2 separate regions of the Homo sapiens genome follow, and region 1 is linked to region 2. The links are chromatin contacts, found by Hi-C in ENCODE. All regions are on one chromosome and are shown on one strand. The core of a region is the stretch at or near the end of the contact, and the rest is flanking DNA. Distances in the headings are between cores, read along the strand shown. Region 1 has its middle 44 kb from the start of NXPH1. Region 2 holds the start of LINC03016 (long intergenic non-protein coding RNA 3016).

Evidence for each region. A loop is a pair of places that touch in the nucleus more often than their neighbours do. Pooled maps may share reads with other maps.
Region 1: a map with no recorded cell type shows a loop between it and region 2 (13-fold over the local background). The contact joins two enhancer-like sites. A Hi-C loop is called at or near these places in 2 of 37 single-sample maps with no recorded cell type and 2 of 50 pooled maps.

What each region holds. Positions count from the first base shown.
Region 1 is chr7:8,386,881-8,391,964 of GRCh38, forward strand. No RefSeq gene overlaps it. Among named protein-coding and RNA genes, the nearest start is that of NXPH1, 44 kb to the right of the region's middle. Within about 2 kb of position 3,176, at least 2 of the 41 ENCODE cell types and tissues checked have a DNase peak (open chromatin) inside an H3K27ac peak, as active enhancers do.
Region 2 is chr7:7,254,438-7,260,115 of GRCh38, forward strand. LINC03016 (long intergenic non-protein coding RNA 3016) reads left to right here and starts at 717. Exons shown (of 4, transcript NR_108073.1): 1 at 717-741; 2 at 5,115-5,159. Within about 2 kb of position 4,059, at least 10 of the 41 ENCODE cell types and tissues checked have a DNase peak (open chromatin) inside an H3K27ac peak, as active enhancers do.

The sequences.
Region 1 (5,084 bases), core at 1,926-4,425, 1.1 Mb after region 2:
ACTGAGTTGTTTTGAATTCTTTGAACCACTGAAGACTCATCTCCATTGTCTTAATAGAGCTGTCAGGCTGTTTACAATCATCTTGGCTTTGATGTCTGTCAAGAATCCACACACAGAGAGAAGGTTGGGTGACCTGTTTGACATGGTACTTCCTGGTAGATACAAAGTGACTGACTTAACCAAGCAGAAGAGCATGATAGACAATGTGACATGGAGTAGAAGACACACGCTCATCTGGTCTGAACCCCGACTGATTTTTGGGTGTTAAAGGATGGTGTACACTTCTATTCAGAACTATTTCTCAGATATTTGCCCTTGAGAAGGGTCTCAGATCTCAGGTGCTCTTTCTTTCATAATCTAAGTTGGAATAACCTCAAACAGACCCATGAGTCATTTCAGTTTTTCTTATCAGTGAGTTTCCTGTAGCTTTTATTCAGTGTTTTGAAAATGTGCAGTCTACTGAGCTTTCTTGGACATACTGAGTGCACCCATGTTCCTCAATTCTTCACAGCCCTGCTCCGAAGAATTGGCTATAGTTTTTTTTTAATCCCAAGGATTATCACAATCGTGGCACTCAGTAAGATTAAATAACACCCAGGGGCAGTGATAAGTCCTTAAACAGGACTCCTAAGACCTGCATGTGTCAGGGTGTGTGCATTGGGCAGCCGCTGGCTTGTCATTGCTAACTTGGAGAATATCGCACCCTGCTTCTCTGCAGCAGCTCCTCAGGGGCCAGTCTTCACTTTCACAGGCTCACGGCTCCTGCTGGCCATGAACAGATGTTTCTCAGGGTGGATAACTTTTACCTTCTTGTGCTCTGTCAATCATGCATTTCTGCCCAGTGACCTTTTCTTCATGTCTCTTTACTAGGTGCCCATTTGTGGATGCAAACAGTGTCTCATTATTGGTTTCCTTGCTGTGTCCCTTGCCAGCCTTGTGTCAGGCTACAGCCTGTCAGCAACTTGTCACCCACAGTTCTAAACCAACACTATGGCTTATTGTTTTCTGCACACATCTCCCCTCTGTCTGGCATTGGATGGAACCTCACTCAGTGCCACGATCTGGCGCCGTTGTGCAGCACAAAGGGAGATAGGGTTAGGAGATGCTATGCACTTAGTCGCCTGTCAAAGATTATGTCTCTATGGGGCAATTTCCAACTAGGCTTTGTTATTTGGCTTCTAGTTCTTCCCTAGCCCCCTCCCTCATGCCCTTTCCTCCCACTACTTATCGCTTATCCACATGGCCACAAGTGAGACCTGTGAAAAATATGAGACAAGATTTTACCTTGAACAACTTTAGGACTTGAAAGTTGAAGGCCTAGGCAATACCAGTGGAATGAATGGGAAGAAAATAATAATTGTAACTAAATTGCCATCAGTACACTTCTGTGGGGAAGGTGACAAAGGAACAGTGGGGATGGAAGAAACATTCATAAGGATCCTTCAAGGTTTTACATGAGAGAAACAAATCTATTTTGTTTCAGATATTGGCTTATTGCCTCTGAAGCTGAATGGTCTTGTATGATTACTCTTTCTCTTTTTTCCATCGCTCACTTGTATTTCTCTACCAGCTCTAGAAATCTACTTCTTACTTAAAGGCACCGAATCCAGTAAAGCTGCATTTCCCTGACAGTAAAGAAGCTGTGTGCAACCCTAATATGTGTGTGATGTGTTTTATTCATTCCTGGACTTGTTTTTCTGTGAGCAACAAGTTTGAACACAAATACACACTAGTTCATAACAATCTGTCATATCTTTGCCTCCATATGTAATATTTTATGTAAATAAAGTCTGTAATTAATTTTACAACCTTGGCACCCTTTTGCAGTTCTTTTCCTCATCACCATTATGTACAAAGTTAGCATGATATTAAAATTTTTCTATCAATTTATGTTCCTTGCTAATCTATTTCCAATCTGTGGCACTTTAAAGATCTTTCCTTTGAAATCATTGCTTTCCTCAAATGGGAAAACTTTATAATTAGGTGGAGTGATTTTACATCAGTAAAATAAAAAAGAATGTCTCAAGATTTAACCCCTTATGCTCTATCTTTAGATGGTAATTTGCAAGGTGTCTGAGAATGCATGGCTTCAGAATTTATGTTTGGACTGCTTTTTTTCAATAATTATGGTAATTCATGTGCAAACACAAATTACAAACTTCTGCAATATTTCCAATTTATTCATATTTTTATCCTTGCCTAGAAGCAACTGCTTTATTTTTGGACTGCATTTATCTGTTCTTTAGAAGCTATATGAGAATTTAACATTTCCTCTTCCAGAGGACAATGAAAGCCTGACAGATGAGAATGTAAAAGGGTCTTCTGTATTTCCCATTTTCTAATCACACAGTGTATTTCACCCTATTTCAGTTTTATGATTTGCACAGAAAGTAAAGGCATTATTTCACCCACATTTCTTCAGTCAGTCAAGTAAGGATACCAACAGGTGTGTGCTTTACACAGTGAAAGAATGCTCATCCCCGGTTGTGAAGAACTTTTAAAAATTTTCTGGTAGTAGGATTTTTATGTTTTAGTCTGGGAACACAAACATTCCTCTGGGTTCTTCGTTTTGTGTGTGTGTGTGAAACCAAAGAGAGTCTCCAGGCGTCAATACCTGTGTCTTTCCTTTGCTTTGTTACGTAGACATTTCTTGTTACAGATTGTTCAGTTGGCATCATCTTTACAAGCACAGTGGATCTTTCCACTTAGTTACAGGATGCGTTTCCAAAAACAAATGGAATCTTTTCCACAGAGAGCAGAGATCCTTTTTTCTTAGCCAGAAAAGATCTAGTTAGTTTATGATATAAGTAGAATTCCCCCATATTATGGCATACCTTTCTCACTGTGCATCTTTTGAAATGCCACTCCCATGCTTGGGAGTCATCAGAAAGTGGTAGGATGATCAAACAGCCCTCTATTATCTTGGGAACACCCCGGAGCCAGAGCTTTAGAAAACATGAGTAAGAACTCCTCACATTTCTGTCGATTTAATAGTTTAGCATCAGAAGCAGACCTTGAGATGAGGATTCATGTGTGAGTGATTTGCTGGAGAAACACTCTTTGGACAAACAGAAAAGAGTGAGGGAACCGAGGGTGTGATTCCAAGCTAAGTCTCAGGATTCTAACCCCGCAGGGAAGCACGTAAGAGAGGCAGCTGGGCTTGCTTGGTCCCGCCCCCAATCAGTCATTGGCTGAGCACCACGTAAGGGCGGAGCCAGCATGTTCAGAGCCTTGAGGGCTGCTTCCAAAGCAGAGTAACAAGTGTCATTTGTTGGAGGTTAAGGCACACTGAAGCCAGAAACAGCAAAGAGGACCTGAGAGCAACTTGGCGGAACACTGTATCCACTACATCACATAACTCCTGTGAAAACTGGTTTGGGCTTCATAGTATCACTGCGATGTTTCTTCCAAGGGTGATGTTTTTCTGCTAGTTAAGCCTTCTAGGGATCCGTCTCCACAAACAGGAAGCTTGAATGTTAAACTGAGTGATATTCTGGAGCTCACTCCAATTTACTTGCAAGAGCTGATTGTGCACATCCTGACTCCTATTTGAGCGATGCATTGGTAGCTTGCAATCAACTATGGCAGGGATGTTTACATATGGAAATCTTCAGTCAGGGCTTTTTCTGAGGGGGAGGGGTATGTGGAAGAAGGAGCCAGTTGTTAAACAATTACCATCATACCACTTTGATGCTAAGCTGAAATGTTAATAGAGACAAAGATATTGTTAAAAGTGAATGTTTATTCTATTAAATGCATTAAACAATGTATACCCACAAATAATGTGTGTGAAACATTTTGTAAATCATGACATCATACACCAATGTAGTTCTTGAAACAACAGCCTGTTACAACGTAAAACACACACAACATACAAAATTTCTCCCCAACTCCACCAAACTGGCGATATATGGTAAAAAAAATTGTGTGAAAAGGGGATTTTTTAGTTGTTTTGATATACTGTTGCTGATATTAAGCAAAAGCCATCCCAGAATAAAGTTCGGCTTTCATTTTCTTCTTTTATTTCCTTTCCCAAGATGCCTTATAATTGCATTACGACTCATGTCTTATACTTTGCTTCTCTGTTGGGCAGATATAAAATAATTTGTTGGGAGGAGTTACCACGTAAATGTGGAATATTCTCCAGTCTGGCAGATATTATGAAGGAAATAGGCTAGTCTAATGAAGTCACAACAACAAAAAATCAAGATTTTCTCAGTCTGCCCGAGCATTTTCAAGGAGCACAGTGGTCTTCAAACTTAAAAAAAATCATCAATAAATCTCTTTTTAAAATGCAATATCATAAAGCCCTGTTTGAGGGTTGGGGAGGGGCGGTCAGCTCAACTCCTTTATCAGCCCCTCACCTGCTGGGACCAGCCAGGCTGGGGACCTGCAGTGGGGGAACTGCCCTGAAAGGATTGAGTCATATTCCTCCACTATTCCAGGAAGGCAATGCGTCTTTCATTTGATCACTACGGTTTTGAAAAGCAAAGTGTAGTAGACAGAATAATGCACTATTTCCCCCAAGATATTCACATTCTAATTCCTGAAACCTATGGATATGTTATCCTGCATGGCAAAAGGGACTTTGCAGATATGATTAAGTAAAAGCTCTTGAGATGGGGAGTTATCCTAGATTGCCTAGATTGGCCCACTGTAATCACAAGGGTCCTTTGAAGAGGGAGGCTGTAGAGTTAGAGTCAGATAAGAAAATGTAGTGATGGAAAGAGAGGTCTGAGTCATGTGAGGAAGAGCCGTGAACTCAGTAATGCAGGCAGCCTCTAGAAGCTGGAAAAAGCAAAGAAACTAATTCTTCCCTAAAGCCTCCAGAAGAAGCATAGCCCTGCTGAGATCCCATTTAGACTTCTGACCTTCAGAACTGTAACATAATAAATGTGTATGGTTTTAAGAATTGAGTTTGTGGTAGGAAACGAATACAGCAAGTTTCTAGGCTCTGGTCTCTCATTTGAAGGTACCTTTTTTACTTCCTTTTTCATAGACCTGTTTGGTGATTTCCGTCAGCTGGGCAGGGAGAGTAATAAATGCAGCTCCTGAGAGGAATGCTACGTGTGACTTTTAATGAG
Region 2 (5,678 bases), core at 2,809-5,308:
TGGTCCCTGCCTTTTCCCACCATTTGCAAATAGATTCTAGGAACGATCCTAATAGTTGCCAGGCACTGTTATCAGAGATCAAATCTGTCTTGTTTCCAATTGTGCCTGGGACATAATAGGATTTTTTTTTTTAAATAACAAAGCCATGTGTAGTGCTGCATGCCTGTTGTCCTAGCTACCCAGAAGGCTGAAGCTCAGGAGTTCAAGTCCACCCTGGGCAACAAGACTCCATCTCCACAACAAAAAAGTTTAAAAAGGTTACTATACGATTACTATACATTGTATGTATCAAAATATTACTCTCTCCCCCATAAATATGTACATTATATATCAATTAAAAGGAAGTAAATGGTGAGCATCCTTTCACTATGAAGAAAAGTTCTCCATATGCCCCCTACTTTCTTCTGTTTCATTTTTATGGAGACCTCTAAACAAAATGCTTTTCTCATAGATATGGAGGGACTCCTAAACAGGTTTTCTGCTTGAGAAAATCTTGATTTGAACTCCACGTATCATACACCATCAGGCAAAAAACCTCGCATTTACGTTGGAGAATACAGTCCAGAAAAAGAACAAAACCTCAAGTGTGGGCAGAAGATTGTGTGTATTTGCTATTAGGGAGGAGAGCTCAGGTTCCTTTTCTCTACAGTGACCATTAGACATTCCAAAGCACTGTCACTTGGTGTAGCTCAGTGCTCTTGGTTACTGAAGCAACAAGTGATCTCTGATGACAAAACAAAGGTAGGGTCGTGCCTAACACTGGTAAGGAGAAAACTGTGTCGAGTTAGTTAATAATTAATTTACATGTCAAGTTACAAGTTTTCTATCCTAAAATCCAAAAAAAGCAACAGCTCTTTTTTTTCCTCCAGTCATTAAATCACCCATTCAACAAACTTTCACCAGGCTCATGGTTTGTCAGCTATAGAAGAGAAAGGAGGGCGAAACCTGTGGTTAAGGCTTGCCTGAAGGATCTCACATTTGGGTTGGGGGCTGACATGCCAGTGAACAAATAGCCTCCTCAGGACTATGATAGAGGTATTTACAAAGAACTATAAGAGGACTGTATATTAAGTGTTTAGGGATCTGAGAAGTTTCAAAGAAATTGTGGCATTTGAACTGGATTTAAAGAATAAGGCTCAGGTACAACTTCATGTGAAAGAGTCGATATATTCACAAATTTGCCAAAGCCCAGTTAACTTCAATTCTTCGAGAGTTCCAGTTTTTTCCCAGGTGCAGTCAGTGTACCATTTTTTTCTGAGACCCACAGCCATTTTCTTTCATTGGCATGTTTTTAGGTTTATTTTTCAATAACTCCAGTACCCCTGAAATTTCCTTCCTTAGATCTTGAATAAATATATTCAAGTTGGGCATTACTGCATGGTTTGAGGATAATGTCTTTCCTGTTAAAAATATTTTTAAGTTTTTATACAAAGGTAATGTATGTGCTTGGTAAAAGAGAATGAATATAAAATGAAAAGCTATAATCTGCTACAGCCCCACCCAGCAGTCCCTTTGTCCAGCCATAAACAGAAAATAACAGAACTGTACTCATTTCCAAACTAAACACATCATTCTGCTCCTTGCCTTTTCTGCTTACTGTTTAATAACTTAGAGATAATTCTTTTTAATAGTTAACTAGATCTCTGTATGGATGTGCCACAATTTTTAAGCCATTCCTCTATTGATAATTGAGTTGGATACTTTTATTATAATTATTGCTGCACTGAACATCCTTGAAATGATTGTGTGGGTACAGCCATAGGATAAGTTCCTAGCAAGTAATTGCTGAGATAAAGAATGTATGCATTTAAATATTCATAGATACTGCCAAATTGCCTTCTTAAACTGTACTGTACTACCTTATACTACTACTCAACATTTGCGAGTATATTTTCCTGCCCCTTTTACCAAAGTTTTTGATTATTGAACTTACTAGTTTTATCACTGCATTAATATCTGATAATTGTTGATTTGTACTTAAGGTTTGAGTTTTTTTTATACATTGGTAATTTGCATTTCATCTTCGCCAGTTTTTAATATTGAATTACTAGGGTTTTTAAAAATTTTTATAAACTCTCTGAATATTGGTTTATTTATATGTATTAGAACTGTTATGATTATTTCGTACTTGTTTTTTCCCCACACAAACCAATTAATCTTTTCTTAGGGCTATTGAATTGTGTGTCTTGCTCACACCAAGGTTTATTTATAATATGCTTATGTTTTCCTCTTACTTTCATAGTTTCATTTTTTGTGTTTATATTTTTGATCCCTCCAGAATTTATTTTCTTATATGGAGTGAGGTAGGAAAATGGCTACCCGTTTGTTGTAATACACTTTATTTGACGATCCTTTCTTTCAACATTTATTTTAAATCACCATTACCCCATGATATTTCATTATCGGTTTGTGTATAAACTGTATTCTGGTCTGCTTATCTGCCTATTTCTTGTGCAGTACATTGTTTTAATGATTTCAGATTCATAACACTTAATAACTGACAGAATGAATTACCTACTTAAACATTTCGTACAGACACTGTGGTGGATTCTGCTACATATCATGGCATTATGCCATGAATGCTTTCCAGCATTACTGGCAGAAATAGCCACCCTTAAAATATGCCCCTCGTGATCCTCAGCGGTTCCCAGGGTACAGTGTAATGTGTACCCAGAAATGGGTTGCCCTCTTGCCCATTCCTGGGCTGCCTCCTAGGGACAGTGACTCCAGTTAACTTGCTGCTTCAGTGGGCACTACCATCTTCTGCTGGTGACTTCTGTCATCTTGTTTGACCCTGGGGAAAAGACTTATTTTCCTCTTTGTTGCCCACAGTAGAGACCAGACTTTCCTGACCGTTCCAGAATAATGAAAGAAAGGGTCCAGATAGTACTTTATGAGAGCGGCCAAGCTCCAGTGGAATCCTCTCCACCCTTACCAGGCTACTGCTCTGCCCTCTTTGCTACCTGTTTCCAGGTCACCAAAGGTAGTTCAGCTACCCCACTAGAAACCTTCAGTTATCAGCACTTCTTTAGAATTGGAGCCAAATTGACATCTGCACTAAAAGAAATGAGGAAGGTTTCCACTCACCTAACACTCTGGACACCCTCCTCCCAAAATTCCTGCTGAACCAACCTCTCCCCTGGGAAACTGGCAGTGAAAACATTTAGTCTTTTCAGAGGAAATTACACCTTTACTCAGAGAAACGTGGTCTGGATTTTGGATCTGCAGCCCCAGTAAGAGAATTGCCTAATGATCTGGTATCAGTTAGTACAATCAGGCCCTTCATATCTGTGGGTTCCACATCCATGAATTCAGCCAATCGTGGATCAAAAATATTCAATAAAAAATAATATGACAAAAATATAAACAATACAGTATAACTGTTATTTCCATAGCATTCGTATTAGGTATTATAGAGATGATTTAAAGTATGCAAGAGGATAAGCATAGGTTATATGCAAATACTATACCATTTTATATAAGAGATTTAAACATCCATGGGTTTTGGTATCAGAGGGGGTCCTGGAACCAGTACCCCAAGGATACTGAGGGACGACTGTCTATTTCGCAGTCTGTATTGTTTTTACAAGTGGGGCAGCAACAACCAAACCCAAATGAGGCCGCATCAGGCTCAGCCCTGTTCCTATTTTGTCTCCCTGCACTAAGGGTTTCAAGCATGTCTTAGGGCTGTGGTCAGCTTGTTAACACAAATCAGCCTTGAAACCTAACAGAATGTTACTTTACAATTTCCTGTTACTATGTTCCTTTTTAAAGTAAGCTACTTCCAAATCGATCTTCATCCTTTTCAAAATACCAAATTTCGGAAATGGAAGGGGGAAAGGAATGGGGGAAATACAAAGTGAAATCACCTGTATTTTCTTAGGGACCCTAACTTAGACATGACCAGCTATTTCTGAGATTCTTAAGTAAACTGTTTTTTCTCTCTGAAAGTCTGACAGTCTCTGCCATGTCAAGCTCTTTATTTCATGTCTTATACTTAGACCCACTCAGGCTACTTGGACAAATGCTCAAATAAGTTGACCAAATGAAAAACGTGTTCAGAGGTTGAGTGACTCAGAGTGAGAACAAGTGAAGCAGAACTGAGTGGTGGAACTTAACCTGCGCCTGAAGTTTTGAAACACATCAAGTCTAGTCTTCTGTATTTTAATAATATACAGACTTAGAGGGTGGAAAGAGATAAAGTGTTATGTGCTCATAAAATCAATTTATAAGTGACCTCATAGGGTCAATCACCTCAAGATAATATAAATTCATGATTTAATATATTAATGTAACCTTTGCTATGTATTAATCAGTATAAATTTATAATTCAGTAGTCTACAAATCCTAAACTTAGAGAATATTTTCTGAATTTGCTCTTTGATTACTCCACGTCTCTGCATAGAATTTTCTGACACTCACTCATCAGGATGTGTTTATAAAGGGTTTTCTTTCTTCCTCTTCACATTTAAATGATATAGAATTACCCAAACTTCCTGTTGCTACTGAAACTGAAGCAAGAGAAGCAAGGGAAATTGAAACTGAAAATGTGAACCAGCGACTTTACCCAGAAGCACAGTTGATGGCATCAATGAGATCAATTTTTTAATGAAATTAAAGAAAGTAGAGGTTTCAGCTGACACTGTTTTTCTCCAGACTCTCTACTATGCGGCAGGATGGTAGTTGTTTCCTCTCAACGGAGCTAAAAATTAACTTCATCCTATGGCATGATGTATTAAAATCAGGAGTGTTTGGCCCGGCGTGGTGGCTCACGCGTGTAATCCCAGCACTTTGGGAGGCCGAGGTGGGCGGCTCACGAGGTCAGGATATCACGACCATCCTGGCTAACACGGTGAAACCCCGTCTCTACTAAGAATACAAAAAAAAAAAAAAAAAATTAGCCGGGCGCGGTGGCGGGCGCCTGTAGTCCCAGCTACTCAGGAGGCTGAAGGAGGAGAATGCTGCGAACCTGGGAGGCGGAGCTTGCAGTGAGCCGAGATCGCGCGACTGTGCTCCAACCTGGGCGACAGAGCGAGACTCCGTCTCAAAAAAAAAAATAAATAAAATAAAATCAGGAGTGTTGATGGTAACTTTCTCTTTCCCCTCTCCAACAGGTAATTTCTCTCAAGATCCAACCCAAGCTATTCTATATACACAAGGTCAGCAAACATTTGATTCATTTTGTCAGCTTTAATATAAATCAAAATCACACCCAGGAGGCTGGGGTGTGGTCAAACAGACATCAAATCCCCTATTGCCCTAATAGCCAGTCAGTCACCCCCCTCTTTCATGTGGGAAAGAACACCGGAAGCAATTTGACAAGTAACAATCAGGCTTCTGGAGCCATGGACAATTGCTGTTAACTCTTGACTGTTCTGACAACATTTTAGAGCTATCTTTCAGGAATATTAGCCTCCCCCATTAACAAAACGGGGAAAAGCTCATTCCTCAAGGACCTCACTCTTCATTTAGTTCAACAGTTTGGATGGAGAAGGGAGATGTATCTTGAGGGAACACAAGTACATTGATCCCATTTTCTACCTCACTACATTGCTTGCAGGAAGAGGCCTGCAACTTGGTTCACCCCTTTTTTTTTCTGCTTTAGTATTTTAGTTGGGTCAAAGTAACTAAAGAGTTACTTACTTAAATTGCATATTGCGATCCCCATAATTTCCACT